Linked DNA regions of Homo sapiens: region 2 is linked to region 1. A link is an interaction called in ENCODE POLR2A ChIA-PET data of the cell type or tissue named here. Cell type or tissue: MCF 10A. All regions are shown on one strand. Links, peaks and the distances in the headings refer to the core of each region. The heading gives the core; the rest is flanking DNA. Region 1 holds the start of LOC124902741 (a long non-coding RNA gene). Region 2 has its middle 36 kb from the start of MMP12.

What was found. Peaks named below come from ENCODE experiments on the same cell type or tissue, not always from the same donor. Only the 100,000 strongest peaks of a DNase experiment are listed, where the experiment ranks them.
Region 2: POLR2A ChIA-PET joins it to region 1 with 11 read pairs; 2 of 35 experiments call an interaction of 5 or more read pairs at or near these places.

Annotation. Positions count from the first base shown.
Region 1 is chr11:102,845,077-102,861,539 of GRCh38, forward strand. It overlaps LOC124902741 (a long non-coding RNA gene), which reads left to right and starts at 7,397. Exons shown (of 3, transcript XR_007062868.1): 1 at 7,397-9,235; 2 at 10,556-10,707. In MCF 10A, for the core only: no CTCF peak of the experiment used is centred there; DNase peaks (open chromatin) are centred at 4,455 and 6,455.
Region 2 is chr11:102,902,548-102,919,010 of GRCh38, forward strand. It overlaps the pseudogene RNU7-159P. Among named protein-coding and RNA genes, the nearest start is that of MMP12, 36 kb to the left of the region's middle. In MCF 10A, for the core only: a CTCF peak has its summit at 12,437 (motif pointing right); no DNase peak of the experiment used is centred there.

The sequences.
Region 1 (16,463 bases), core at 855-8,854:
CTGGTTTCGAGCTCTGGGCTCAAGTGATTCTCCTGCCTCAACCTCTCAAAGTGCTAGGATTACAGACATGGGTCACGGCACCTGGCCTAAAGACATTTTAAAACTAGTATTCTATGGTTCTCCATTCCTTTGATGGGGGGAAAAACCATGTCTTGTCCTGATTGAAATACAGGGAAAATATTTGGCCACATTGATATGAGGACAAGGAGAACAGAGTGGTGGCAGTGATGTGAATTCCAGGAAGAAACAGTGGAGCCCAACAGATAAAATATTGAGAGGTTAAAAGTGTAGAAGCTGTGGCAGCTCTAATTCCTTCTATATTAAGGTTTATCCTTTGTAAATTTTCTCTGGAGTTATAACTTATAAAACATATTTAAAGTTTAGAGGAAAGCCTGATAGATAATATGTTTGCTTTTCCAACTGTTAAGATGTGATTGGCAAAATGGGCCATGCTGTTCCTGAACTAAATACAAAAGTTTGCTATATTTTAAAACAGCTTCGACGACTTCCCTGAAAGATGTTTCCCAAGTCCCAGGAAGAGTCATTAATCATTGTTCAATGGTACCTTGTACCTGCCTCTGCTACTCTATTTTCCACACTGAACTGTAGTGAAATGGTTTATCTGTCTCTCTCATTCTAATGTAAGCTACTTGAGGGTATGGACCATGCCTCATTTGATTCTGTATTCCTAGTACTTAGCATGGTATCTGATATATAGTAGGTAACCAAAAATTACTTAGAGAACTAAATAATATATTAGTTATGAGTGAAAGGCTCATAGCAAATGTCAAACAGGTAAATTAAAAGTCAAAAAATCCAAAAATCATGCAGACATTTCTAGATTTGCAGATTCTACATGTCATATATACTAAATACTCTAAAAACTAAATTTTTTAGAAGTTGTATTTCCACAAGAAAAGATCAAGCTATCATCTAAAATCTCTCTAATATATAATTGAAGTCCTCATTCATATGTCTGCAGAACACTCAAACTAATCTTGTAGAACCAGAAGTTTTCTAACCGTGCATGAGACAGTCAAATTGCATTTTGTAGAGTATGTTTTAAAAATCAATGCAGTAATGAGAAGGAATAGGTAAAATTAAAGAGCAACTGAGTGTAAGAAGGAACGGAGGGAGAAGGAGGGAGAAGAGAAAGGGGGAGGAAGATGAGGAGAGGGGAGGAGGAGAGCAAACACTCCAGGTGTAGAGGGAGGAACTGAATACTAGCGGAAAAAAAGTGGGCATTTCCAGCAAGAAATCAAAATGACTGTTCCACAGAACAATCATTTGTTATATGGTTAAATAAATACAAGGGTCAGATAATGGCTAGTTTTATAAATCTGACCTCCCAGGGATCAGCGGCTTAGAATTAAATTTACATTCAATCTAATCCTTGGATTTAAAAACTGGCAGTGATCCCAGGTAACATTCTATCTCGTAACTTTTCACATTTGTCTTCCTATTTGTCACACTTCTCCATGACTAATCAGACATGATTGTGCAGGATCCTTGCTACCTCTAGCTGATAACTGATATAATCATTATTTCAGCTATACATTCATTTATCAAGTATCTGAGTCTCAAGGGCTTCAGAATACCCAAACTAAGAGTATAGATTTGGAGATAAAGTTTAGAAAATTTTAGTAAAAAAAAAAAAGTGAACAAACTAGCTGTTTAAAAGCAGGAAAGAAAGAAGAAAGGAAGGAAGGGAAGGAGGTATAGGAAGGAAGGAAGGGAAGAAGGTAGAGGAAGGAAGAAAGGAAGGAAGGAAGAAAGGAAGGAAGGAAGGAAAAGAGGGAGGGAGGGAGGGAAGGAGGGAGGGAGGGAGGGAAGGAGGGAAGGAGAGAATATAACCTAGCCAAGGAAAGAATCCCCTATATAATTAATTCTATAAGAAATAAGCCTGGTATGGTGGCTCCTGCCTATAACCTCAGCACTTTGGGAGACTGAGATAGGAGGACTGCTTGAGCCCAGAAGTTGAAGACCCACCTAGGCAACATAGGGAGACCTCAGCTCCACGAAAAAATAAAAATAATTAGCCACTTGTGGCAGTGCACACCTGTAGTCCCAGCTATTTGGGAAGCTGAGGCAGGAGGATCACTTGAGCCCTGGAAGTGAGCTGTGATGGTGCCACTGCACTCCAGCCTGGGCAAGAGAGCAAGACCCTGTCTCAAAAAAAAAAAAAAGTAAAAAGTTGTACACGAATTAAGCAGAAGGTGCTTGCTTACTTTAGGTGTTTCCTTTAGAAAAAACTCATAGATAAAGTAGCAGATAAAGTGAGCCTGGAATGATCTGGAAATGGAGGAAAATTGCTTCTTGGCCTTTTGGCTAAGAACAAGGGTGGAAATGGAGGAAAATTCAGTAACAGAGTATACAAGTATGCAGAGTCAAGAAAGACTCTATATGGAAAACGTCAAAGAGTTACTTTTTATTGAAATAAAAGGTATGTGAAGGGTAATAATGGAAAATAAAAAATAAAGTTGTGAAAAGATAGGTTGGAGTCCAGTCATAGAAGACCATTAGTCTGTAGCTAAGGTGCTTAGAGCTTATTCCATTGTTGGTGGAAAGCCATGTGATATGGTCTGGCTGTGTCCCCAACCAAATCTCATCTTGAATTGTAACTCCAACAATTCCCACATGTCGTGGGAAGAACCCAGTGGGAGGTGATTGAATTATGGGGGTGGGTCTTCCCTGCGCTGTTCTCATGATAGTGAATGAGTCTCATGAGATCTGATGGTTTTAAAAATGGTAGTTTCCCTGCACAAGCACTTTTTTTGCCTGCTGCCTTCCACGTAAGACATGACTTGCTCCTCCTTACCTTCTGCCATGATTGTGAGGCTTTCCCAGCCACGTGAAACTGTAAGTCCATATTAAACCTCTTTTTCTTTCCAGTCTCTGGTATGTCTTTATCAGCAGTGTGAAAACAAACTAATACACTAGTTTCTACAAAACATTTTAAATAAATTTTACATACTTAAATAAAACGTTAAATGTTTATTATAGAAAATTTAGAATATATAAAAAAGTACAAAGAAGAAAATAAATCTTTTATAGTCATGACCCAAAAAGAAAAACACTACTAACAGTATTAACTATGTATTTCCTCTAATTTCTTTATACCTGTGTATTCTTTTTCACATCATGCTGATCATGGGAGTTTATAAAATTTCATCTATATTTTCCACAATTTTGAATATCACTAGCTGGACAGAAGTACTAACAAGGCAACATATTCCATCTGAATTATAGGGCCATGTTGCTCAGACTGGTTTCAAATTCCTAGGCCTGAGTGATTTGCCCACCTTGGCCCCGCAAAGTGCTAAGATTACAGACATGAGCCACTATGCCTAACAATAAAATATTTTGATACTGGTATGCAATATGTAGCAATCACATTGGGGTAAATGGGGGTATTCATCACCTCAAGCATTGATCACTTCCTTGTGTTACAAACATTCCAACTTATTGTTTAGTTATTTTAAAATGTACAATAAATTGTTGACTGTAGTCACCCTGTTGTGCTATCAAATACTATATAATATTCATTCTAACTATATTTTTGTACCCATTAACCATACCCACTCCCACTACCCCCCACTACACTTCTCAGCTACTGGTAACCCTCATTCTACTCTCTATCTCCATGAATTTAATTGTTTTAATTTTTAGATCCCACAAATAAGTGAAAACATGTGAAGTTTGTCTTTCTGTGCCTTGCTTATTTCACTTAATGTAATGTCCTCCAGTTCCGTCAATGTTGTTGCAAATGACAGGTCTCGTTCTTTTTCATGGTTGAATGGGACTCCACTGTGTATATGTACTATGTTTTCTTTATCAATTCATCTGTTGACGGACACAGGTTGCTTCCAAATCTTGGCTATTGTGAATAGTGCTGCAGTTAACATGGAAGTGTAAATATCTCTTTGACATGTTGATTTCATTTCCTTTAGATAAATATTCAGTAGTGGAATTGCTGGATCATATGGTAGGTCTATTTTTAGTTTTTTGAGAAACTTCCGTACTGTTGTCCATGGTGGTTGTACTAATTTACATCCTCACCAAGGATGTATGAGGGTTCCCGTTTCTCCACATCCTTGCCAGAATTTGTTATTGCCTGTTTTTTGGGAAAAAAGCCATTTTTACTGGGATAAGATGATATCTCATTGTAGTTTTGATTTGCATTTCTCTGATAATCAGTGATGTTGAGCACTTTTTCATATCACATAGGTTTTCATAGTTGAAATCAGACTATATATTCTGATTTTTATGCCTATTTGCCATAGAAACTTTCAAACATTCTAGTTGGAAGGGGAATTAGAATAGAAAAGGGATGAGGCACAGGTAATTTCTGCACGTGATGGCTCAGTCTTTTTTCATTTATAAAAGCATAATGACTCAGATCACTCCACATGAGTGGTAAAAATGTTGAAATCTATCACTTAAATACTTTGAGAATGACAATAGCTTTTATGTGGCTCCAGGCAACTCTGTTTTTATGGAGGGAAAGAGCATTTTGTAATATTCTTGGCACAAATATTCCAGTTATGTAAAACAGAGTAACATAAAGTTTTCAGTGGTTCTCCAACAGGCAGTATATTTCATCTGGTTGTAGGGTAAAATAATGATGCTTGATAAACAATTTTTCTCATATGAGGATTAGAGTGGAAGCAGGAGAACAGGTATGAAAAACATTACGGATAAAGCTTAACTCCAGGCTGTCAAATCCTGAAAAGACACTTTTCAATCAGAAAACTGACTTTTTCAAACAAGTTCAGTAAACGTAGCTCCATTAAGCTTTTCATAGCCTGACCTATGCATTCTGGAAATGTTCGCTTTTAGCCAGTTGGCAATTGTGTGTCTTTATGTAAACGTTTTCCAAAGGTGGTTCAGGAGTGAAATTTACTGATTCCAGCATGTCTGAGAATGTCTTTTGTTAAAATATCCTATGGGAAATATCTTAGGTGAATATGACACTCAGTTCACAATCGTTTTTCTCTCTTCCAATATCAAAACCTGTTCAGTAGAGATACAGCTTCAGTGTTTTCTATTATAGTTGATAGAAAAATATATGTCCTGGACCCTGAGAACAAATATCTTTCTAGATCTTTCAGATGACAAGAGGTTCTTCAGGTTTCGTGAGACAAACATAGACAGGCTTCTGAATATTTTTTCTAATATAACTTCACTGTTTTTATAAAAACTGGAAAAATCATTCTTAAAAAAAGCTTTTCATTTTATGTGCTCTAGTGCAAGTTTGGGAAAGGCTGCTTCAGTGGCTACTAAGGAATTGTCCTCTTAGACTGAAAATTTTCTATGTGTTGCTCTTGATCAGATAAATGACATCAGAACTGTGTTTCTGTGAGATTTATCTGGTGGCAGTGATTGAGATGGATTAGAATGTGAAGCAAATGAAGTTGACTATTTCAGGGGCTGTTATAATCTTCCAAGTGAGGCACAAGGGCAACCCGAAGGACTGCAGATATAAGTAAAAAGAATTAAGAAAGGAAAGTGATATTACAGACAGAAAAAGGACAGGCAAGAGTAGAAAGGCATGGCTTGGCATTGAGGCTTGTGAATTGGGAAGAATTGGAATGAGCTAGTCTGTAGTTAAGGTTGGGGTCCTTTCTTTATGACTTGGCAGATCTTTGTCTGGTGTGGAAATAAACAAAGACCAACTAAATAGGAAGAAGCAAAGGCTGTTTATTCAGAGCTTGCCATAGCAAGGGTGTCAGCTACTGTTGCTTGTGTTTTGGCAGAGACTCAAAGACAGGTGAAGGAGAAGGAAAGCTTTATAGTGGAAAAAAATGGGGATAAACTGGAGGCTTTGGAATGGGGATGCTATAGGGAGGCTAACTAGCTGTAGGCATCCTGTGTGATTGGTTAGGAGGGCATATCTTTCTCTAAGTTGGAAGCAGGGACAAAAATTAGGGATGCTGTCAGTTATTAATCAACTCTTGGTCATTTGGGGCCAATTGTGATAGAAGTTATTGTTTAGCTTCCTGGATTGTCACTAGAGGTAACAATCTGGCAGTGTGCAAATCTGACTTGCAGCAGGCTGGCCTGTTTATTGTAGACAATAAATTCGCCTATTTATTGTAGACAAGAGGATTGGTTTCCTGGGCAGTTTGCCGCAGGTTGTGGGTCAAAGTTATATATATATGATCTGGCAGTTGTCCATTTGTACATTCAGTTTCTCACTGTAAAATTGTCTCTTAATTCCATGGCTTAAGCATCTCTGTAAAGGATGAGTCCTGGGTATTTCCTTGGCTCAATGACCTCTTCTTTTGCTACTCACATAATTTTTGCTTAAACTCCGGAATTCATAAGTGCTTCATTCCAGAGGTTAGATTTCTTCAAATAGTTTTAACCAGTAATGCTCGTTGCCCTGACAAATCTGTGGTAATGGTCCTAGGCGCCGCTTCACCTCAGCTCTGACACAGCTCATCGTCTTCTGAGTCATGACTTCATGAATGCTGACACATCCTTTGAATGGGTCACATTATGTAAGAATGACAGAATGAAAGTTTGTGTTGTAGTAACAGCTAAAATTAAGATTGGATGTACACCAAGGCAGAGCTCACTCATACAACTCCATAGAGCTGCTGTTGGTGAGCCAGCTTATTCCACATTAACCCATGTGGTGGAAAGAATGGAACCAGGGTTCTAAACTTTCATTATATTTTATAGTTTTTGGTAATTAATGACTTTGAATCTTCTCAGAGTGTGTAATGTGGTCAAACAGACATATATACGTTTATATACACACATATATGTGTGTATATGTCTACATATGTGTATGCATACATGTACACATATATATACATGATAGTTTTCTCCTTTCTTAAAGAACACAATATATATATATCTATGCATTGTCATTACTTTTAAAATTCAAGTTTCTCAAAGTTTTGTTTTTTACTTAATACAAAAGTGAACTGGTTCACACTATTATATATATGTACACACTATATATATTATATATATATACACACACACACACAAGTTATATATATATAACTTGTCCTTTAAGAACATAAATATATATATAACTTATTTTTTATTTCATTTTATTTTATTTTTTTTGAAACAGAGTCTCGCTCTGTTGTCCAGGCAGGAGTGCAGTGGCATGATCTCGGCTCACTGCAACCTCCACCTCCTGGGTTCAAGCGATTCTCATGCCTCAGCCTCCTGAGTAGCTGAGGTTACAGGCATGTGCCACTACGCCAGGCTAATTTTTTGTATTTTTAGTAGAGACAGGGTTTCACTATGTTGTCCAGGCTGGTCTTGAACTCCTGGCCTCAAGCAATCCACCCGCTTCAGCTTCCCAAAGTGCTGAGATCACAGGCATGAGCCACCATGCCCAACATATATATATATATATATATATGAAAACACACACACACACACACATATATATAAGTTATATGTATATACAACTGTCCTTTAAGAAAGAGGAAAACCACCATATATTGATCATCAGTTATGTACCCAACACGTTACATATATTATGTCTAATCTTTACACCCACATTGCAAGGTAAAGATTATATCTCCATTTCACAGATAAATAAATTGATCAGAAAAAGTCAAAAGGTTTATTCAAGTTCACGTAGACGGTAAGTAGCAGAGATGTACAAACATTGTCCAATCAAAACCAGAACAAACAGAAATAAGAGTTTGCAGTCTTTAGACTTATCTCAACTCCTGCTTCTTATCTGTTTATAACACTTTCTTGGCCTGGACTTAACCCTTTCTATAAATTTTATCTTTCAAATTTTCATATTCTTGAAAACAGAAACCTGGAAATGTCTCTTAACTCAGTGTCTAATGGATAATTAGCATCAATTTTCGGGGTACCTCTCATCATTTTTCTAACTTCCTTCCCCTCTCTTTAAGCTTGGTCTTCTCTGCCCATCATCTTCCACTGGTGCTGCCCGAATGTGACCCAGTTAGGACCCAAGTCTATGTGCAGTCATTATGTGTCACTATGATTCAAAAATACAAAGCCTCCTCATTCACGAAGATTAGTAAATATTCCAAATCCTGGGAAAAGAACAAAATCTTTCTGACTGTGAATTTGTAAGCACTCATCAACGTCAACAAAATCCAACTCTAAGGTTCTGAGCATACACATCCAATCCAGTACCTTTGTGGTTTGATACACATTTCACAATCCTTTTTTGTTTTGAAAGTCATATTTTATTCAATTATAAGATGGGAACATGCTGTTCAAGATCATGAATTTAGAGAATAAGTGGAAAAACCTCTCCTCAAACCTCACTTACGTTCACATCTCTCTTAGTATTCTCATGGTAACTTGACTGCTCCAAAAATTACAGAGGATGTTGATAATTTACCAACTTTTACATTTTGTACCTAATAATTGGGCCAAATAGTATCAAAACATATTCCTTGTTAACTACAAGATTATCAGCCAAAAGAATCTAAGTGCTATAGTAGAAAAAGCATGGGTTTTGGGGTTAAACAGCCCCCAGTTAGAATCCTAGTTTCTGTACTCAGTAGCTCTGACACCAAACAAATTGCTTATCTTCTCTGTGCCCCTTTTTCTTCACTCTTAAAAATGGCCATTTAAATGTCTATTTTATGGGCTTGATATAGGTAACAGAAATTATGTAAGAACTTCTCAGAAAATAATAAACATGATTATTCATAGCCATCAGATAGCTAGAATGAGGGCCAAAAAAAAATGAGTTATGTCTAACTTTGGATGGGCTTAAGCAGTTGGGAATGAGGGCAATATGGGGAAAACGAAGAGTGACCACATGAGTTCTCTTCCTTCTCGACAAGTCAGAGTGGTTATTAGGGGATGAATGTACTTAGTGAGGAGGAGAGCAGCAAAACTGGGAAATTCTGGGTCCAGAAGAAGTTGAGATGTGAAGAAATAAGTTTCTTTCTTTATTTATTTCAGCCTACTAAGTGTCAGAGGCTTTACCTACTTAATTCTCAGAACAAATCTAAAAGGCAGGTATTGTTTTCCCTGAGAGTCAAAGAGGTCAATAACTTGTCTAAGATCACACAGTGAGTCACAGAGCAGATTTTCTAACTTATCAAAATTGTGGACTTTGTATAACCAGTCACTGCCCGGAACTCTGCCTTTCAAGATATTTGCAACAGGTTGAGACAAGCCACACCTTCACTTCCTGCAATATAGCAGACGATATATTCTGAAGGACTGTTTCACCATGAAACAACTACAATCTTTTTTTTTTAATTAGGTAAGCACTCAAATTACTTTTATCTAATAAAATAAGCAGGAATTTTAAGCGTTTGCTGTTTCATCTTATACGTTATTTTTCCTGGGCCTTCATTTATAGGGTATAAAACTTTAAGGAAACATTCTCAACTAACATTCTTATTAGATGTAAATGATTCATATTACAAATAATACTAACGTAAGCATTGTCATTACTTTTAAAATTCAAGTTTCTCAAAGTTTTATTTTTACTTAATACAAAAATGACCTGGTTCACACTATCAGCTGCCCAACAAACTGTTTAAAAAAAATTCTTTGTTAAAGAGCAGATTACAAGAAATGCTTTCCATCTCTTATTTAAAAAAAAGAAGATTCTGATACACATAATGAATCTAAATCAAAATTCATAAGTGGTGGCTGAAATCCTGTCAACTTTCAGTCCAATACTATAGAAATCCACAGTTATAATGCATAAACAATTCAAAATTAAAGTTTATAGTGGAAATGTCAACAAGTCATAACTAGTACACATTATTACTGATGAGTTGCACTATACTTCAAGCACAGTAGATGTGCATATCTGATAGACAGACTGCTTAGAAAATTAAAGCTATCAGAGCTATAAAAAAGGAATACACAAATATGAACATAGCAATGCCAAAGGATTTGAGCCGTTAAAAAAAAGTGAATAATGAGGTCAAGAGATCGAGAGCATACTGGCCAACATGGTGAAACCCCATCTCTACTAAAAATACAAAAATTAGCCAGGTGTGGTGGCTGGCACCTGTAATCCCAGCTACTCAGGAGGCTGAGGCAGGAGAATCACTTGACCTGAGAGGTGAAGGTTGCAGTGAGCTGAGATCGTGCCACTGCACTCCAGCCTGGTGACAGAGTGAGACTCTGTCTCAAAAAAAAAAAAAAAAAAAGTGGATAAGATGTGATGTAAACACATCTGATAGATCTCTCTGTAAGCCACTGTCCACTGATTTATAAAGCTATGGTTTTATAATTCTTTTAAAAAGGAATTTTTTTCTACACTGATGCATACAGTAATTTCATTGTACATTCTTGACTACAACACAATCTTCAAATCCTCTTGCAGAGCTTGTATGTATCATCAGAATTTCTCCAGAAAGTCAGCTTGCCATATTTTCAGCAGCCTGTGACAGAAAAGAACTTCTTAAACATGGCACTGTAGAATAATAGGCTGATTAATTTAAGTACATCAAAATTAATTTCAAATGATGTCAGCTGGGATGGTAGAGTAAGGACCTTTAAAATGTCCTTTTCCATAAAAACAAGAACATTGGCAGAAACAAAAAGTCAAAATCAACTTTTTCAGAATCCTGAAAATGAATCAACTGCATACAACAATCTTGGCAGCAAAAAAAGTGGCTCAATGTTCAGAGAGCTGCTCAACGGTGGTCTTGTAAATGAACAACCCACAATTACAATGAAAACAAGCAACCTAGCAGCTGCTGGCATCCAAATAAGGTAAGAGCTCTTTCAAAGCCCTATCCGAAGAATTGTCATTATTTGACCTGTCTGCCGGTTTCCTGGAAAACACCACTCACAAGGCTTGTTTTTATTTAACCTGATTCAGAACACACCCAGTGCAATCAACATTTTCCCAGGTCATTTGTCAAAAACAATCAGCAGTAGTTGTTTAACATCATAGCTGCCCGAGCAGTTAAACATTTGATAATTCCAAAATGTAGTCATTCCACATTTAGGAATATACCATACAGAAACTCTTGCATTTATGTTTTGTAAGTTGGATGGAAATCTACTGCCTCATCTGTAATAGCAAAAGACCAGAAATAACCCAGATGGTCATTGGACAGTAGAGTGGATAAATTGTAGTATATTCATATAATGTTTTATAACTTTATTAAGCATTCAAACATATAAAATGCTACAACTATACTTAGTATTATCAAATATTACAAAAATAAAGTATATATGAATTTTTTAAAGGGAGGAACTATTATCTACTTAAGAACCAAAATATGAGATATAAAAAGTACATCTGGGGAGATGAAGACCAGTGAAGTCTGGACTTGCTTGTTACTAGAAAGGTAGTTAGGATTTGTATATAAGACCAAGAGTGCGGCAGTTAAGGAAAAAAGACATGAGGAGCGAATGTGCAGAGGGGGCCACTGGTATGACAGGAGAGATTCAATATGAACGTATCAAATCATTGCACAACTCTAACAGTACATTTATCAGTCACTGTTTTATGTATGTGTCAGTGGTATAGATACATACATATATTATATGAAATCTCTAGCATTTAATAGCCACACTTCACAGATGAGTAAACCAAGATTCAGCAGATTAAGTGACCTTCACAAAGTGATGTGGTCAGATGAGTAGCAGCACTGGTATCCAAATTCATCTTGGATACTTTGGTCTTTTTAAATAATTGATACATTTATAATTATGAAATGCTCCTCTGTATACAGTGAGTCTCAAACTGTAGCATGAATCAAAGTCACTCGGAGGGCTTGCTTGATGAAACAGACTTCTGGACTTCAATTTTAAATTGATTCAGTAAGTCTAAAATGGGACCTGAAATTTGCATTTCTAATAAGTTCCTGATTTATTGATGCTCCTGGATAAGGAACCACATTAGGAAAACCAGTTTCATATCTAATTTAGCTGTTATTAATGTACCCATTCCATCTTTCTTATGATTAGTGTTTGCATGGTATATTATTTTCATCCTTTTACTTTTAAAATAAATGTCATTATATTTAAAGTGGTTTTCTTAGAGACAGGAAATAGTTTCAGTCTGACAATCTCATTTCATTAGAGTGTTTGGACAATTTATAATTAATGTAATTATAGATATGATTGGACTGAGATCTATTCGCTTGCTATTTGTTCCTATTTGTCCCATCTGTTCTTTCTTCCTTTTTCCTCTTTTCAGATCTTCTTTTGGATTAATAGAATAATTTTCAGTATTCCATTATATCAACATTATTGGCTTATTAGTTATACCTCTTTGTCTATTTTTAGTGGATTTTTTTAGAATTAAAATTTTTATCTCTATCTTTTCAGAGTTTACCTTCATATAGAATTATACCACTTCAATTATACCTATAAGAATCTCACATCTATATTTTTTCTCACATCTATATTTTTCCTCACATCCTTTGTGCTATTGTTGTCATACATTTATTTTACTTGTATATATCCTGTCAACTCCATAACACATTTTTATTTCTTTGCTTCACATAGTTATTTTTAATAATTAAACATAGAAAACTGCCTTTTATATTTACCTATATATTTACTCATTATGATGCTCTTCGTTTCTTTGTATTGATACGTTACCAGTCATTACCATTTTCCTTCTACTTGAAGAACTTCCCTTAACATTTCTTAAGGGAATAACTTCCCTTAACAATTCTTAACAGAATTGTCTTCTGACAGTCAATTCTCTCAATTATTGCTTGTCTGAAAAAGTCTGCACCATTTTTTATTTTTGGAAGTTGTTTTCACTAGATATTGAATTCTAAATCGATAATGCCTTTTTTCTTTCAACATATTAAATGTGTCACTCCATTGTCTTCTCTCGATATGTAAGTATATATATATTTAGAGAGATTTATTTATGTAAATATAAATGTTTATATAAATTTTATAATGTTTAATAATATAAGATTATGTTTATATAAGATTACATTTTATAAATATAAATAAATATAAGTACACATTATTTCTCTACATATATAGAAAAAAGTCAATAAATGTTTCTAAAATATATATATTTTAGAAATATATTTTTATATATATATATATATTTATATATATGTAAGACAGGGTCTTGCTCCGTCACCCAGGCTGGAGTGCAGTGGTATGATCATGGCTCACCTTGACCTCCCAGGCTCAAGCAATCCTCCCAACTCAGCCTCCCAAGTAGCTGGGACCACAGGTGTGTGCCACTGCTATTGGCTAATTTTTTGTAGAGACAAGGTCTCCCTGTGTTGCTCAGGCTGGTGTCAAACTCCTGGGCTCAAGCCATCCTCCAACCTCAGCCTCCCAAAGTGTTGGGATTAGTCAAGTGATTTACAGATCAGTTTGATCTTTTCAAAGTTTGATTTTAAGTTTTGTTTAGGGTGGGTCTAGTGTACCCTTATCTGTAGGAATAACTGAGTCCTACTATTAAAGTGGCTTCACTGATTTCCCCAGGTGTTAAAAGACATCTTGCCATTCAGGCTGGATGAAATTCAAACCTCTCCTAGCCCTATGTAATCTCTGAGAATTGTTCAGTCTACAGTTCCTTGGTGGTGCATATGCAGTTCAGTATTCATCAGCAGACTCAAGGGGTCTTCTCTCCCAATTTCTGGAGTGCATTCTCTATGTAACTTCCTCCTCTTCCTTACTTTTCCCTGAAAATTATAGCCACCTCTAACTCCCTGAACTTTAATCTCTATCTCTCAACTCAGTGAGACCACTGCATTCTACTTGGTTCCTTTCCCCTGTGCTGTGTCCTGGAAATTACCTAAAGGGAGAAAGCAGGCAAGACTTGGGGGCTTGCACCATCCGTTTTCTTCCTTCCTGGACTATTTCCTACACTACCTAGTGCTCAATGAATGAAACCATCTTTTTCATACATTTTGTTCAGTTTTATAGTTGATCACAGCAAGAAGCAAAATCCAGTACTAGTTACTGCAATATGACCAGAAACAAAAGTGATCCTCGGATATTATATTTATATACTAACACAAGAAGAGACAAGAGCTTACATTTTAATCCTCATGGATTGGGAGCTGTCTTGCATAAATCAGCAAATCCTTTTTCTATGGTATATTACGACCTCCTTAAAATATTTTGATGTTCTTATACCATAATGCTATAATCTAGAAAATCACCCCAGAGATGATACATATTGGAAAGACTATTACTTATGGTCCTCCTAAGATATCCCATTAACTTCCAAGTTGCGACCTTCTACCTACACACTAACCACTTCAACATTTTAATTTCTGGTTCAGACACCTTTATTGGGCCTTGACCCCATCCCGTTACCTACTAGACATCTCCCCCTGGCTCCCCAGTTTCAACAGACCTAGTTATTTCCTTTCCATCAATCACACCACCATCTCTTCTGCAACCAGATTTTCCTTCTCTATTCAAAGTCACTTCTTAAACCAGATGCTTAAAAAAATCACCCTATACTATTCCTTTTCAGCCATACTCCATATGCAAAGCAGTCACCAAACCTTATGATTTCTCCCTTCTAGCTGTTGCTCGCATGTCTTCCCCACGTCTATAATTTAGGTTTCTAGTATTTTTTGCATGGACTAGTACAGTACTATGGTAGCTGTTCTTCTCTGCACATTGCCTTAATTACTTCTGACCTATCTTCTATATTTCCATTCAAAAGATATTCTAAGATGCAATTTGGTCTTTATCCCTATTAAAATCCCTTCAATAAAGCCATATCATTTATGAGATAAACATAAAGTTTCATGACAATAAATTTTGTTAATGACCTGGTATCTCCTTCTCATCTTTTCCCTTTTTGTTTTATGCTCCAATTTTACAAAAATATTATTTTAGTGAGTCTTTGAGGAGGCTCCATTTCCACCTGAAATCCCTTTAGCTACATCTCCACCTAACAAATCCCTCTCATATTTTAAAAACACATCTCAAATGTTGTTTCCCATAGGAAATGTTCTGTGGCCCCCAAATCTTTTTGCAGAGATATAATTACCCCTCTATTTTGTAAATGCTTCTATTGATCTACTTATTACATTGCATTATAATTTGTTTATATGTCTTGTTTGTCTTTACCATATTTTGTGCCTTTGAAGACATAGATTCCTAGTCATCTTTGAATCCCTCATGCCTATCACAGGGACTCAAATCTAGTATTAACATCAAAAATGTGAATCTGGGAAACTTTATGCAGCCCAAACATGGTACATCCTTTCCTTTCTCCTGTAAAGGCACAGGATTCCTCACTATCCTATTACAGTATAAGGGGAGAAGCAGAATCAGAAAGACGAAACTACAGTTCTGGCAGGCTTGAGAAATTGTCTACTAATTTAAGGTTTTTTCTACTTGTAGTCCACAAGGTAGACAGTCCTGTTCTCTTCCTTGTTGACTAATTTGTGCTAAAGTATAATTTTTAAAGGCTAAAAATATGATTTTATGCAAATATGAAATGAACTTGTTAAAGATATTCTTTAACTCACTAGCTAATGAGGGAATCAGTTCAAAGAAGGGCCTGAAGAACAGACATATATACAGTAAGGAATGTGAAAGAAATTTCCTAATGATATAAATAGGTAATATCTTTATAGGACAGCAAAATGTAATGTTTGAGAGTATCTCTTCTATCTGGCACAAATGAATTTTATCCCTAAGAAGTAAGATTTATTTGCATTGATATAGAAAAAAACCTTTCGTGTAACTGTCAGTTCTCTACTATTTCTACCCTTACAGATTTATAAACTAGTCTACCCAATAAAAAGTCAAAGATGCATACCCTCATAAAATCAGTTACTCCAGAATATTAGCTACACAATGTGCAGCCCTTAGTTGTAAAGACACCTGTAATTTCCAAGTCTTGAACATTTTCTTTCCTTACATCAATGAAATAATACTCCTCCATTTCCCAGAGAAAAAGTGATATTCCCCAGACGGGACATACATGCAACTCTTAAGACATTTTGAAGACTTTTAATTGAAAAGTAAAAATGCAAAACTTTATAGAGTGAAATGCCAGAAGTTTTAGCTTTAACTTTTTCCACTTTATAAATCTAAAAGGCACAATCTTGTGGTAGTTAATAGCATAGATTCTGGTGTCAGGCTGCCTGACCGTGCATCAAGCTCCAAGGCTACCTGACCTACAGCAAGGTAAAAACTCTTGATGCTTTAGTTATCTCATCTGAAAAATGAGAATGACGGTACTTACCTCATGTTTGTAATCAGGATTAAATGAGTTATTTTCATTTTATATTTTGTGTATATACAGCCTTGGAACAGTGCCTGGCACATGGTTAACATTATAAGGATTTGTTTAACAAAATTTGAAAGTACACCACGGATAGAAGAAAAGGAAGAAAGGTTCACATTTAAGTCTTTGAGGCATCTTTATGAACACTCATGATAGCGACTCTGGACTTTTATTCCTATTCAGTTGTCATTTAAGAGAAACGCCTCCCTCCTGAGTTACCTAAGGCCAAAGACAATTCATGCAGATACCATTCAATTTTTTTTGATGCTGATTCTGG
Region 2 (16,463 bases), core at 4,897-12,896, 62 kb after region 1:
ATGCTATGAGAAGACACTAGGAAGGACTGGAAAATTATGACTGGGTCAGTCCATCTCAACTCTGAAACTGAGCGGTGGAGCACATGAGGAAGATAGGAAGATGACAGAGCTTCAAGAAGGGAAATTGGGGCCAGGCACAGTGGCACACACCTGAAGTCCCAGCACTTTGGGAGGCCGAGTCAGGCAGATTAGTTGAGGTCAGAAGTTCGAAACCAGCCTGGGCAACATGGTTAACCCTGTTTCTACTAAAAATACAAAAAGTAGCTGGATGTGGTGGTAGGCGCCTGTAATCCCAACTACTCAGGAGGCTGAGGCAGGGGAATCACTTGAACCCAGGAGGCAGAGGTTGCAGTGAGCCAAGATCACGCCACTGCCACTCCAGCCTGGGTGACAGAGCAAGACTCCTGGGGTTGGGAGTGGTGGCTCTCACCTGTACTTTAGGAGGTGAGGCAGAGACAGGAGGATCACTTAAGCCCAGGAGTTAGAGACTAGCCTGGGCAACATGGCGAGACCATGTCTCTAAAAAAAAGTTAAAAAAAAAAGCCCTGCGTGGTGGCACGCCTGTAGTCCCAGCTACTCAGAAAGCTAAGTGGGAAGATGGTTTGAGCCTAGGAGGTTGAGGCTGCAGTGAGCCATGATTGCACCACTGCACTCCAGCGTGGGTGACAGAACAAGACTCTGTATCAAAAATAAAATAAAATAAAATTTAAAAAAGGGAAATTGAAGGCATGAAGCCAGAGATAAAGTAGCTGAGTCTATGGGACCATGAGGGCTCATATATCTTAGTGGTTAAGAGCTCAGACAGGATGCAGACTACTTGAGCTAACATCCTGGCTGTGCCACTTACTGTGTGACCTTCAGTACATACCTCAACCTCTCTGTGCCTGTTTCCTCCTTTATAAATGTAGTACCCCCTTCACAGGGTTGTTCTGAGGAGTACACGAATTAACACCTGTAAAACAAATGGCAACTGGCACATAGGAAAGGCATTATTACTACATTGAAGATGAATGTGCTTCCTGGGTTACACAGCATGCTTCTTATACAAATTCAACTTTATAGCAATTGATCCATACTCACATGCAATACTTTTTTTAAAAGGCCGGAATTCTGTATTAATAATGAGAACACAAAAGCAGCAAGTATGCAGCAAGACCAGGGTGCTGTCGACAGGAAGCCATTTTATTTTCAGTCTTCAGTTGTCTCAGTTACCACTTGAATCTGGATCAGTCAGCACATGGGATATCAGTTTAATTTGTGCTTTTCCATTCTTTGTTGCCATCTAATAATGTCTAGAAAGGGACTCAAGCAAAGGTCAGTGATAAAAGGTAGCCCACACTTTTTGGGGGCAGTCTAGTTTTCACCAGAAAACCCACTAGGCAAATTCTAAAAGAGCCTTGACTGTGGAAGCTGAGGCTTTGATGGCTTAATTTGGATGCCAAGAGTTTTGTTTCATTCATGTCCGTGTGAAGAGACCACCAAACAGGCTTTGTGTGAGCAATAAAGCTTTTAATCACCTGGGTGCAGGCGGACTGAGTCCGAAAAGAGAGTCAGCGAAAGGAGATAGGGGTGGGGCCGTTTTAGGGGCTTTTGAGCCAGGATGAGCCAGGAGAAGGAATTTCACAAGAGAATGTCATCAGTTAAGGCAGGAACAGGCCATTTTCACTTCTTTTGTGGTGGAATGTCATCAGTTAAGGCAGGAACCAGCCATCTGGATGTGTACCTGCAAGTCACAGGGGATATGATGGCTTAGCTTGGGCTCAGAGGCCTGACATTCCTGTATTCTTATATTAATAAGAAAAATAAAACAAAATAGTAAAGTGTTGGGGCGGCGAAAATTTTTAGAGGTAGTATGGAGAGATAATGGGTGATGTTTCTCAGGGCTGCTTCGAGCGGGATTACGGGCGGCGTGGGAACCTAGAGTGGGAGAGATTAAGCTGAAGGAAGATTTTGTGGTAAGGGGTGATATTGTGGGGTTGTTAGAAGAAACATTTGTCGTGTAGAATTATTAGTGATGGCCTGGATACGGTTTTGTATGAATTGAAAAAACTAAACAGAATAAGAGAAGGAGAAAAACAGGTATTAAAGGACTAAGAATTGGGAGGACCTAGGACATCTAATTAGAGAGTGCCTAAGGAGGTTCAGCATAGCCTTGCCAGCAAAGATTATTTATTTACTTTAAGAGCGGCGGTTTGGGTATAGCACCAGGAGATATCAGCTGTGATTGGAGAAACAGTGTAAACTGGCAGTGTAAACAAGAGCAGGGCATTTATGAGTAGTTGAGAACGGTGAATAGGAGTATTACTAGACAGAAAATAGTAGGGATGACAAGTTTTTTGGGGGCACAGTCTAAGTTGGTCTGGTGTCTGGGATGAGACTGGGGCCTAATAAAAAGGAGCATCTATACAGGAGCTCAAATGGGCTGTACCTTGTAGCATTCTGAGGACAGGCCTGAATTCTGAGAAGGGAAAGTGGTAAAAGTATTGTCCATTCCTTTTTAAATTGGTGGCTGAGCTTGGTGAGGTGTGTTTTTAAAAGACCTTTAGTCCGTTCTACTTTTCCTGAAGACTGAGGACTGTAAGGGATATAAAGGTTTCACTGAATACCAAGAGCCTGAAAAACTGCTTGGCTGATTTGACTAATAAAGGCTGGTCTGTTATCAGACTGTATAGAGGTGGGAAGGCTAAATTGAGGAATTACGTCTGATAGAAAGGAAGAAATGACTGTGGTGGCCTTCTCAGACCCTGTAGGAAAGGCCTCTACTTATCCAGTGAAAGTGTCTACTTAGACTAACAGGTATTTTTGTTTTCTGACTCAGGGCATGTTGAGTAAAGCCAATTTGCCAGTCCTGGGCGGGGGCAAATCTTCGAGCTTGATGTGTAGGGAAGGGAGGGTGCCTGAATAATCCCTGAGGAGTAGTAGAATAGCAGATGGAACACTGAGAAGTTGTTTCCTTGAGGATAGATTTCCACGATGGAAAGGAAATGAGAGGTTCTAAGAGGCGGGCTAGTGGCTTGTACTATAGCATAGCCTGCTTTTGCTGGTGTGTGGCCATTAGGCCTGGTGGAACTGCCATCAATAAACTAAGTGTGATCAGGGTAAGGAACAGGAAAGAAGGAAATATGGGGAAATGGGGTGAATGTCAGGTGGATCAGAGAGATAGAGTCATGGGGGTCAGGTGTGGTATCAGGAATAACGTGGGAGGCTGGATTGAAGTCTGGGCCAGGAACAATGGTAATTGTGGGAGACTCAACAAAGAGTGAGTACAGCTGAAGGAGCCGGGAAGCAGAAAGTATATGCATCAGGTGTGAGGAAGAAAATAGATTTTGGAAGTTATGAGAACTGTAGAGAGTGAGTTGAGCACAGTTTGTGATTTTAAGGGCCTCTAAAAGTACTAGGGCAGCGGTGGCTGCCACACACAGACTTGAGGGCTAGGCAAAACAGTAAGGTCAAGTTGTTTGGATAAAAAGGCTACAGGGCGCGGTCCCAGTTCTTGTGTAAGAATTCCAACTGCACAGCCCTGCACTTCGGCTGTGGGTAATGAAAAGGGTTGGGGTGAGTCAGAGCTAGGGTGGGGGCAGTCTCTAAAGCTGTCTTCAAGGAATGGAAAGAGGAGTGGGGAAAGGATTTAGGATCTATGGGGTCAGCTAGGTTTCTTTTTTCGAGATTATATAATGGTTTTGTTAGGATGGCAAAACCAGGTATCTAAAGTCGAAAGTATCTAACCATGCCTAGGAAGGAAAGGAGTTATTGTTTTGTAGAAGGTGTTGGGGTTTGAGAGATCAGCTGGACATGATCGGCAGGGAGAGCATGTGTGTTTTTATGAGAATTACGCTGAGATAGGTAACAGATGAGGAAGAAATTTGGGCTTGACTGAAGTAATGGGGGCTGTCTGTGAAGACTTGCGGCAGTACAGCCCAGGTAATTTGCTGAGCCTGATGGGTGTCAGGGTCAGTCCAAGTGAAAGCAAAGAGAGGCTGGGATGAAGGGTGCAAAGGAATAGTAAAGAAAGCATATTTGAGATCTAGAACAGAATAATGGGTTGTCGAGGGAAGTATTGAGGATAGGAGAGTATATGGGTTTGGCACCACGGGGTGGAGAGGCAAAACAATTTTGTTGATAAGGCGCAGATCCTGAACTAACCTGTAAGCCTCTAGGACAGGTAAAATGGGGGAATTGTAAGGAGAGTTTATAGGCTTTAAAAGGCCATGCTGTAGCAGGCGAGTGATAACAGGCTGCTACTTTAAATCCTTTTAAAGTGTGCTGTGGGATGCCATATTGGCATTGAGCGAGGTAAGGGTGATTAGGTTTTAATGAGATGGTAAGGGGTGCATGATCGGTCGCCAAGGAGGGAGTAGAGGTATCTTATACTTGTGGGTTAAGGTGGGGGGATACAAGAGGAGGATGCAAAGGAGGCTTTGGATTGGGAAGAAGGGTGGCAATGAGATGTAGCTGTAGTCCAGGAATAGTCAGGGAAGCAGATCACTTAAAGTGTCTCGGCCTAATAAGGGAACTGGGCAGGTGGGGATAACTAAAAAGGAGTGCTTAAAAGAGTATTGTCTAAGTTGGCACCAGAGTTGGGGAGTTTTAAGAGGTTTAGAAGCCTGGCCGTCAATACCCACAACAGTTATGGAGGCAAGGGAAACAGGCCCTTGAAAAGAAGGTAATGTGGAGTGCATAGCCTCCGTATTGATTAAGAAGGGGACGGACTTACCCTCCACTGTGAGAGTTACCTGAAGCTCGGCGTCCGTGATGGTCTACGGGGCTTCTGAGGTGATCGGGCAGCGTCAGTCTTCAGCCGCTAAGCCGAGAAGATCTGGGAAGGAGTCAGTCAGAGAGCCCTGGGCCAGAGTTCCAGGGGCTCTGGGAGTGGCTGCCAGGTGAGTTGAACAGTGCGATTTTCAGTGGGGTCCCACACAGATGGGACGCGGCTTAGGAGGAATCCCGGGCTGCGGGCATTCCTTGGCCTAGTGGCCAGATTTCTGGCACTTGTAGCAAGCTCCTGGGGGAGGCGGGCCTGGAGGAACGTCTGGCCACTGCGGTTTAGGTGTTTGGAAGTTCTTGTGTGCTCGAGATGTGGCTGGGGTTTGTCTCACAGTGGAGGCAAGGAATTGCAACTCAGAAATGTGTTGCTACTTGGCTGCCTCTACTCTGTTATTGTACACCTAGTAGGCGAGGTTAATTAAGTCCTGTTGTTGGGTTTGAGAGCCGGAATTTAATTTTTGGAGTTTTATTTAATGTTGGGAGCAGATTGGGTAATAAAATGTATATTGAGAATAAGACGGCCTTTTGACCTGTTAGGGTCTAGGGCTGTAAAGCATCTCAGGGTTGCTGCCAAACGAGCCATGAACTGGGCTGGGTTTTTATATCTGATGAAAAAGAGCCTAAACGCTTCTGATTTGGGATAAAGAAAAAGGAGCATTAACTTTGACTATGCCTTTAGCTGCAGCCACCTTTTTAAGAGTAAATTGCTGGGCAGGTGGGGGAGGGCTAGTCACGGAACGAAACTGTAAGCCGGACCAGGTGTGAGGAAGGGAGGAGATAAAAGGATTATAGGGTGGAGGAGTGGAGGCTGAGGAAGAATTGGGACCTAGCTCAGCCTGGCAAGGAGGGGAGAGGTCAGATGGGTCTGTAGAAAAGGAAGATTAGAAAGACTTAGCAACGCTTGGGGTTGGGACTGGGGACAGGCGGGAGGGAAAGAAGGAAGATTTGGGATGAGTTGCTTCAGGAACAGAGACTAGGGAGGGACCGATGTGTAAAAGAATGCCTGGACATCAGGCACTTCAGACCATTTGCCCATTTTATGATAAGAAGTATTTAGATCTTGTAGGATGGAAAAATTGAAAGTGCCATTTTCTGGCTATTTGGAACTACTGTCTAGTTTGTATTGGGGTCAAGTGGCATTTCAGAAGAAAACAAGATGCTTAGACTTTAGGTCAGGCAAGAGTTGAAGAGGTTTTAAGTTCTTAGGAACACAGGCTAAGGGAGAAGAAGGAGGAATGGAAGGTGGAAGTTTGCCTATAGTGAAGGAGGCAAGTTTAAAGAGAAGCGTAGAGACATGGAGGGAAGGGGCTCGGGGGTTCTTACCCTTCAGAAAAGCGGGAAAGGGGTCAGGGCATGGAAATAAGGGGTTGGGGTGCAGAGATAAGAGGTCAGAATGTGGAAATAAGGGATTGGGGCACAGAGATAAGAGGTCGGGGTGTGGAAATAAGGGATCAGGGCACAGAGATAAGAGGTTGGGTCATGGAAATAAGGGATTGGGGTGCAGAGATTAGAGGTCAGGGCATAGAAATAAGGTATTGGGGCACAGAGATAAGAGGTTGGGGCATGGAAATAAGGGATTGGGGATTCTTGCCCCCTAGAAAAGTGGGACTTGCCACTAAGGGTGAAGGAGAAGGTGTTGAGGGGTTCTTGCCCATCCAGAAAAGCAGAGAAGGGGTAGAGACATGGAGAGAAGGGGTTGGGGTACTTGCCCCTCTCCCAGAAAAGTGGGACTTGCCACTAAAGGTGAAGGACAAAGGCAGGCGTCCCTGCATGGTCTGACACCTCTGAAACATGGATGAATAATCAGAGAGGCGTCCCTGCAATGATTAAACACCAAGGGAAGGCTGCCTTCCCAGTCCATGACCGGCGCTGGAGTTTTGGGTCCATGGATAAAACGTGTCTCCTTTGTCTCTACCAGAAAATGAAAGGAATTGAAATTAAGAGAAGGGAGAGATTGAAGTGTGGCGCCAAGATTGAAAGGAGAAAGAGGGTGAGGGATAGTGAGGGAGGTTGCAGAAGAGAGTAAAAAGAGGCCGCTTACTGGATTTGACATTGGTGAGATGTTTCTTGGGCTGGTTGGTCTGAGGACCTGAGGTCATAGGTGGATCTTTCTCACAGAGCAAAGAGCAGGAGGACAGGGGATTGATCTCCCAAGGGAGGTCCCCCAATCTGAGTCATGGCACCAAATTTCACGCACGTTTGTGTGAAGAGACCACCAAACAGGCTTTGTGTGAGCAATAAAGCTTTTAATCACCTGGGTGCAGGTGGGCTGAGTCTGAAAAGAGAGTCAGTGAAAGGAGATAGAGGTGGGGCCGTTTTATAGGATTTGGGTAGGTAAAGGAAAATTACAGTCAAAGGGGTTGTTCTCTGGCGGGTAGGAGTGGGGGTCACAAGGTGCTCAGTAGGGGAGTTTTTGAGCCAGGATGAGCCAGGAGAAGGAATTTCACAAGAGAATGTCATCAGTTAAGGCAGGAACAGATGATTTTCACTTCTTTTGTGGTGGAATGTCATCAGTTAAGGCAGGAACCGGCCATCTGGTTGTGTACGTGCAGGTCACAGGGGATATGATGGCTTAGCTTGGGCTTAGAGGCCTGACATTTTGTTTTTGAGCACAGGTTAAAATATTTTAAGGGAATCATAATGATCCCACTGCAATGTGTTACCCATAGTTATGACAATAATATCCGGAAGCTTACAGAGGTTCAGTTTGTTACACAAAAGAGAATCTTATGTTATGCATTTATGCATAGACCTGGGTATTGGGATTGGTATAAAATAGTGGTTCTCATAATGTGGTCCCCAGACCAGCAACACCAGTGTCCCCTGGAAATTTGTTAGAAATTTTAATTCTCCAGTGGCCCTAGGCCTAAGGCTTCAGAATCTCTGGTGATGGGACTCAACAATCTATATTTTCTGATATGGATTAAAGCTTGAGAGCCGTTGCTTTAAAATAGTCCTTCCACAGTGTGGCGATTCCTCAAGGATCTAGAACTAGAAATACCCTTTGACCCAGCCATCCCATTACTGGTTATATGCCCAAAGGATTATAAATCATGCTGCTTTAAAGACACATGCACACGTATGTTTATTGCATCACTATTCACAATAGCAAAGACTTGGAACCAACCCAAATGTCCAACAATGATAGACTGGATTAAGAAAATGTGGCACATGTACACCATGGAATACTATGCAGCCATAAAAAGGATGAGTTCATGTCCTTTGTAGGGACACAGATGAAGCTGGAAACCATCATTCTTAGCAAACTATCACAAGGACAGAAAACCAAACACCGCATGTTCTCACTCATAGGTGGGAATTGAACAATGAGAACACTTGGACACAGGAAGGGGAACATCACACACCGAGGCCTATTATGGGGTGGCGGGAGCGGGGAGGGATAGCATTAGGAGATATACCTAATGTAAATGACGAGTTAATGGGTGCAGCACACCAACATGGCACATGTATACATATGTAACAAACCTGCACGTTGTGCACATGTACCCTAGAACTTAAAGTACAATAAAAAAAAATGGTCCTTCCATTTTCCTATCACCTTTCTGTCTGGAATGGAATGTGCTTCAGAAGGGATAGCCTCAGACCCCTTCCATTTCTTAGGGTCTTTTTTCCATCCCTTCCTGCCTGCATCAATTCCTGCTCAGCCCTAACTCTACTGGAAATGAAGTGTCAGGTCTCTCCAGCATTAGCTTCCTATTCAGATGGAGGGTCTACAAGATCAAGAAAACTTTCTGTTGCTAATTTTGACTTCATCTCAAGGCAAAACTAATGTAATATTTTGCTATAAAACAAACAAATAAAAATATGCTTTTCCTAAAAGGGGAAGAATGAAAAAGAAGGAAATTGGTTCTGTCACAAAAGTTTATGGTTCAATAAAGCTAAATCATCTGCCTGCTTTTATTGTATAGAAGTGAGTGTCAGTCTCCAGGTCTTGTTGAAGAGCAGCAGAAATGCATTCTGAAGCTTTGTTGATTTATGCAAATTTTGAGTTGCGTTAAGTGAGGATAATTAGAGTAGGAGTAAAACTGTAAGTAATTCTCATAGTGTGGCCCCCTACCAGAAGCTTCTGGTAGGCATGCTTCAAAAAAAGAGAGAAGAGAAGGACTCCTAAGCTGATCTCATCACCACACTCTTTAGGAGCTACTTAAATTTTACCAAGTAATTTTCAGTCACACATGCATCACTCTAAAACAATGAGCAAAGTTTTAGTTCAAAAAGAAAACTTTTAGATTCATAGGGAAGGGGGAGCTTCAACACTATCTGTAATATTGTCTTTCTGTGATAAGTATATTAAATATTTGCCAAAGAAATAAATTATTATAGAAATATTAAATATTATAAATTACTATATATAAAGGAGACAGCCAAGTATAAAGGGGCCACCAGAGCATCTCCAACCAGCCTGCGCACTGGGAGAACGGGGTGGAGCCACGGAAGTTTACGCCATTTGTAGTCGGAAGGAGCCTGGCCCCTCCTGTTCCTGTGCGGAAACCTGGGATTCAATTGGTGAGGTGGAGAGCCTGTTAGCAGGGCTTCATCGCATTTTGCTGTGTTGTTTTTCCCTTTCAGCCAATACATTCTGTTCCTCTTCACCCTTTAAAGTGTCTGCAAGCCTAATCTTTGTCAGGCCTCTGAGCCCGAGTTAAGCCATCATATCCCCTGTGACCTGCACGAACACATCCAAATGGCCTGAAGCAATTGAAAAACCACAAAAGAAGTGAAAACAGCCAGTTCCTGCCTTAACTGATGACATTCCACCATAGAGATTTGTTGCTGCCCCACCCTAATGATCAATTGTCCTTGTGACATTCCTTCTCCTGGACAATGAATCTCAGGAGCTCCCCACTGAGCACCTTGTGACCCCTGCCCCTGCCCACAAGAGAACAATCCCCTTTAACTGTAATTTTCCACTACCTACCCAAATCCTGTAAAGCTGCCCCACACCTGTCTCCCTTTGCTGACTCCTTTTTCGGACTCAGTCCGCCCGTACCCAGGTGATTAAAAAGCTTTATTGCTCACACAAAGCCTGTTTGGCAGTCTCTTCACACGGACACGCATAACAATCTTTCTTGGTCGTGTGACAAGAACCCAGTTTTTCCTACAACATAAATATATTTAATAATATACTGTACATACATATATAATAAGTTATTGTTAATAGAAATAAAACAACAGCTTGAAGCAAATATAACAAACACTGTCAACGTCTGGGCCTGCAGGATATCAACTGTTGCTTTTCTTTCATGACAGTGGATGGTGGATGAGGCATGGAGGAGAAAGATATCCTATGATTCATCAGTAATAGTGGTTGTAAGGAGAGCTAAGGTGAGGAGCCCAAGAGAACAGAGCCAGAAGCTAAAGCCTCCTGGAAACTAGAACTGGAGAAACAAGAGGAAATCAGACCAGAAGCCCGCTAGGGTCAGGCTTGTGAACAGGAAAGCAAGTGGAATGAGATAGGAATAGATGAGATGAGGTGGCTCCACTCTAATATAGTTCTTGTACCAAGTGAAGAACTTTGAGAAAATTAAACACAGTGGGTATAAATATGTGAATAAGGAACATGACATTTATTGAAGGCATAGTTTATGTTGGTCATTTGCTAGGTTCTATCAACTGCTAAAAGTGGAAATGAGTAATGTAATTATATTTGAGAGTAAAAGTGAAATGCTGTAAAGAAACAGTTTTGTTGGCATTTCAAGTCTCCTCAAAATTGATTGGAATGAACACAGATTGCTAGTAATCAGCCAATTAAGAAAATGTGTAGGAAAGAATTGATGAGAAATTATTATTTGAATAACAACACTTAGACAAGGGAAGTGTGTCATTTGTTAAGCTCTCATTAAGCCAAGCACTTTTCATGTGACATAAGCATTATTATTATCCCCTTTTGCAAACAGAGGTAATGAGCCTCAGACTACCCAAGGCCACACAGCTTCTAACTGGCAAAGTCAAGATTCAAAAACAGGAGCTAACTCTGAAGCCTAATTTTCTTAACCACTTTGACAGTGAATTGTCAAAGGACATTCTATTCATTTATATATTTTTTAAAATTACTGAACGTTATTATGTACCAGACATTTTTCAGGCACTGAGAATGCAGTGATGAATGTAGAATGAAATTTACTTTTTATTTAGAAATGATGAACCCTGTATGATATCTTCTCCATGGTATTGAAAATTTTAGAATTTGGTTAAAATCATACTTGAGAATAGAAAGAAAAAAAATTTAAACCAGAGGTAAGCACAGACCATACATTCGAAAATTTTGGCCTATTTTAGTGGCTCACGCCTGTAATCTCAACACTTTGGGAAGCCGAGGTGAACAGATTGCTTGAGTCCAGGAGTACAAGACCAGCCTGGCTAATATGGCGAAGATCCTATCTCTACCAAAAAAATATAAAGAAAAGAAAATTTTATCGATACAAAGCCGTATTCTAAATGGAACTTAATGATACATAAATTGCTGGGTATCAAGGGAGAATATCCAGGAGAGTTTAGGTTATATCGTTGTTTGGATTTTTTTAAACTTTTTGTTACATTAATTTTTTTATTAGTTTATTTTAAGTCATATTCATTGAAGTATAATTTACATACATAATTATGTATAATTTTCATACAGTAAAATATGTATAATTTTCATACAGTAAAATTTATACTTTGCTGAGTGTTGGCAAATTAAGATGCAAACCACAAAATATAAACCATCTAAGGGGTTATGTCAGCAAGATAGCAGAATAGGAAGGGCCAGACTCTACTTCCCTGCGGGGAGACACTGAATCAACAAGAATACATAAATCAATTCCCTTTATAAGAAAACCAGAAACAAGTTAGGAGGTTCCTGCACTTCAAGGGAAGGCAAAACCAGCCTCACTAAAGCCAGTAGAAAAACTCATGGCACTCACTCACCATAGTCCTTTCTCCCATTTCAGTGTGAATTATCAAAAGAAAACTTCTAGCTACTGTCTTCTGCTTGCGGAGGGAAAGAGAAGGCTAGACAGTACATCCAACATTCAGACTCTTTAGGGGGCTGGTCAAGGGACTGGTTTCTGTCTTGCCTGAATCTAAGTGCAGACAGGAAAGAGTGTCAGGTTGAAGGCTGCTAAGAACAAAGGTGAAGATTTGCAGCACTCACTTGATGTACTTGCTCCTCCTGGCTCATTGTAAAATAAGTAGGAGAAAACCACCAACTCCTGGCTTTTCCCTGGGGAGGAAAATTACTGGAGCATGTGTTCAATGTTCTAGTTTTTCAGGGAGCTGCCAAGGGATTGGTTTCTGTCTCACCTGTCTCAGAGCACTGACAGGACCTGACAATATAGAGATGTAGGGACCACTGACAACAAAAGAATTGGGCAGCTTGATACTGCTTAGGAGGACCTGTGGTATAGCAGATAGAGGCCAACACAGCTCCATAGCCTCCTCGTTGGGGTAGAAAGAGAAGAATTCCATGTATGTCCATGTTCCAACTATTCTGGGAGCTGCCCAAGACACTGGTTTCTGTATCCCTAGTCTCACAGCACTGACAGGACCTGGAATATGCTAGAAGCCTGGAGGTTGCTAAAGCCAAAACAGAATGGGGCAGCTTGAAGCAGCTCCAGAAAATCTTCAGTGTTGCAGACAGACACCAGAGGGAGCAAGAGATCGTGAGCTCCTCCAAAAATAAACTGGCAAATCCCTCTAATTCAGAATTTATGTGCTCAAAGACAGAGATAATGCACCCACAGAAAAAGTTTGAGAGACCCCCAGAATCTCTAGCTGGGATAATTGGTGAGGGTATTTTCCTGTTCAAAGTCAGCCCATAAAGACTGGGAGAGGTGGCTGTTTTTTCAAATGTGTAGATCCCAACACAGTTACAAGGCATACAAAGAAACAGAAAGCCTGGCCCAATCAAAGGAACAAAATAAACCTCCAAAAAATGATCCTAAAGAAACAGAGGTATATGAGTTGCCTGAAAAAAGTCAAGATGTTATAAAGATGCTTAAAGAGCTCAAGAAAGTGATACATGAACAAAATGAGAATGTCAACAAAGAGAAAATATAAAAAAGATCCAAACAAAAATTCTGGAGCTGCAGAATACAATGTGAAGTTACAGTGGAAAGATCTTCCTCTATGAAGAAAGTGGGCCCTCACCAGGCACCAAATCTGCTGGCACCTTGATGTTGGACTTCTCGATTTCCAGAACTTTGAGAAACAAATTTCTGTTGTTTATGAGCAACACAGTCTAAGGTGTTTTGTTATAGTAGCCCAACAAATTAAGATAAGGGGTTCGACAGCAGACTTAGTCAAGCAGAAGAAAGAATCAGTGAACTCAAAGACAGATAAAATAGACTTTAAGTCAAAAATCATGACAAAAGACAAAGAAGGACATTATTTATTGATAAAAAGGTGAATTCACCAGCAAGATAAACAGCTATAAACATACATGCAACCAACATCCAAGGACCCAATTATATGTAGCAAACATTGATAGAAGTGAATAGGGAAATAGCAGTACAATAACAGTGGGAGATTTCAATACTCAACTTTTAAAAATGAGAAAACATTATTCACATGCAAAAAATGTAATTAGACCCTTATCTTATACCATACACAAAAATCAACTCAAAATGGATTAAAGACATATATATATGACCTGAAACTACAAAAACTCTAGAAGGAGACATAGGGAAAAACCTTGATAACATTGGTCTTGACATTGATTTCTTGGATATGACCCTAAAACCACAGGCAACAAAAGTAAAAATAGACGAGTGAGACACCATCAAACTAAAATGCTTCTGTGTAGCAAAGGAAGCCATCAACAGAGTCAACTTATGGAATGGGAGAAAATATTTGCAAACCATATATCTGATAAGGGATTAATATCCAAAATATATAAGAGACTCTTACAACTCAATAGCAAAAATAACTGATAACCCATTTTTTAAAAAAATTGGGCAAAGGACTGAATAACCATTTCTCCAAAGAAGACATACAAATGGCCAACAGGTATATGAAAAGATGTTCAACATCACTAATTATCAGAGAAACGCAAATCAAATCTACAATGAGATATTACTGCACACCTGTTAGGATAGCATCATTAAATAAAACAGAAAATAACAAGTGTTGACAAGGATGTGAAGAAGTTAGAACTTTAATATACTGTTTGTGGGGATGTAAAATTGCGCAGCCACTGTGGACAAGAGTTTGAAGATTCCTCAAAAATTAAAAATAGAACTACCAAGTGATCCAGCAATACCACTTTTGAATGTTTATTCAAAACAACTGAAAATAGGATGTATTTGCACTCCCATGTTCAATGAAGCATTATTCCTAACAGCCAAGATGTAGAAATATCCTAAATGTCCATCGACAGATGGATGGTTAGAGAACATGTATTAGCCAGGTGTGGTGACTCACGCCTGTAATCTCAGCACTTTGGGAGGCTCAGGTGGGCAGATCGCTTGAGGTCAGGAGTTTGAGAACAGCCTGGCCAATATGGTGAAATCCCATCTCTACTAAAAATACAAAATATAGCCAGGCATGGGGGCATGCACCTGTAATCCCAGCTACTCAGGAGGCTGTGGTACCAGAATCGCTTGAATCTGGAAGGTGGAGGTTGCAGTGAGCTGAGACTGAGATTGTACCACTGTACTCCAGCTTGGGTGACAGAACAAGACTCTGGAAAAAAAAAAAAAAAGAGAGAAAAGAAAAAGAAAGAAAGAAGGAAGGAAGGAAGGAAAAATGTATTATAGGCTGGGTGTGATGGCTCACGCCTGTAATCCAAGCAATTTGGGAGGACAAGACAGGCAGATTACCTGAGGTCAGGGGTTCGAGACCAGCCTGGCCAACATGATGAAACCCCATCTCTGCTAAAAATATGAAAATTAGCTGGGCGTGGCAGCAGGCGCCTGTAATCCTAGCTACTTGGGAGGCTGAGGCAGGAGAATCGCTTGACCCCGGGAGGCAGAGATTGTAGTGAGAGTGAGCAGAGATGGTGCCCCTGTACTCTAGCCTGGGCAACAGAGTGAGACCCTGTCTCAAAAAAAGTGAAAATGTAGTATATAGGGGTGTGTGTGTGTGCGTGTGTGTATATATATATACATATATATATGTGTGTATATATATATATACACACATATATATATGTGTGTATATATATATATATACATAAAGATATATTATTCAGCCTTAAGAAATAAGGAAATCCTGTTAGAAATCCTAACCTTGAGGAAATCATGCTAAATAAAATCAAACTTTAGGCACCTTGAGGAGATCATGCTAAATAAAATAAACCAGTATTAGCGGACAAATATTAAATACCACATGATTCCACTCAGATGAGGTATCTAAAATAGTCAAACTCACAGAAGCTGAAAATATAACAATGGTTGTGCCAGGGGCTCAGAGGAAGGAAAAAATGCAAAGTTGCATTTCAGTGTGCCATGGTCTGAATGTTTGTGCCCCACCCCCAAAATTTCTTTGTTGAAATCCTAATCCCCAAGATGATAATATTGGGGATTAGGAGGTGATTCGGTCTTGAAAGCAGGGCCCTCATGATTGGGGTTAGTGCCTTATATGAGAGACCCTCTTCCCCTCTGTGAGGACATAGCAAGAAGGTGTTATCCATGAACCAGAAACTGGGCCATCACCAAACACCAAATCTGTCAGCACCATGATCTTGAACTTAGCCTCCAGAACTGTGAGAAATACATTTCTATTGTTTATAAGCCACCCTAAGATATTTTGTTGTAGTAGCCTAAACAAATTAAGATAAGGGGTTCAACAGTAGACTCGATCAAGCAGAAGAAAGAATATAGTTTAACCCAGCATCGAAACTTCACGTGACACCCAAGCATCGCTTCAACAACCTAGGCCATATTGTCCTCCGGTAAACATCACGTGCTAGATTAAAGGAAGACATAGCCATTTCCATTACCTCAGAAAATTCCTTTCGCCCTTTCGCATCAGTCCCTCTCTCCCACTCCCAGCCCCTGGAGACCATTGATGTGGACATTTGTACTTTCTAGAATGTCACATAAGTAAATTAGGCAGTATATAACATGTTATGTCTGAATTCTTACCAGTAATATGTTTTTAAGATTCTTTCCTATTGTTGCATGTACGTGGTTTGTTTCTTTTAATTGCTGAGTGGTATTCCAGTTTGTTTTGACTTTCTCAAGAATTCGATTGAAGTCCAATATGTAATGCTATACCAAACATCTGTAATTCATGTTCCCCCAAAGCAAACACAATACCTAAGAAACAGAAGTGATATGGAAACACAGGAATTTCTGATGGAAGTAAATATCCGAAGTCAGGCTGCTTTGTTGTTGGATGATTCTGTTTTGTTGATTCTGTACACTTTTCTTTCAAGGGCTGTGGTGGATTGAGGAGGTTACTCTTGAAAACCAACTTTTCTCCTTCTAAGGCAGGGATAACACCAATGTGTGCTGTCTATTGTTTAGTGAAATAAAACTCTAGCTTACTAACGGAGGAGGGAAAAGAGCAAATTATAAACCTCTCATCCAAGTTACTGGTTCTCGAACCTGCCTAAGTATCAATTTCCCATTAGAAACTTAAAATATAAACACATGCCAATCTCCACCCTTGACTTTGACATTGGAATCCTCAGGTTGGCGCTAAAGTGTGAGTGTTCGAAACGTAGTTCTGGCCGAGCATGGTGACACTCACATGTA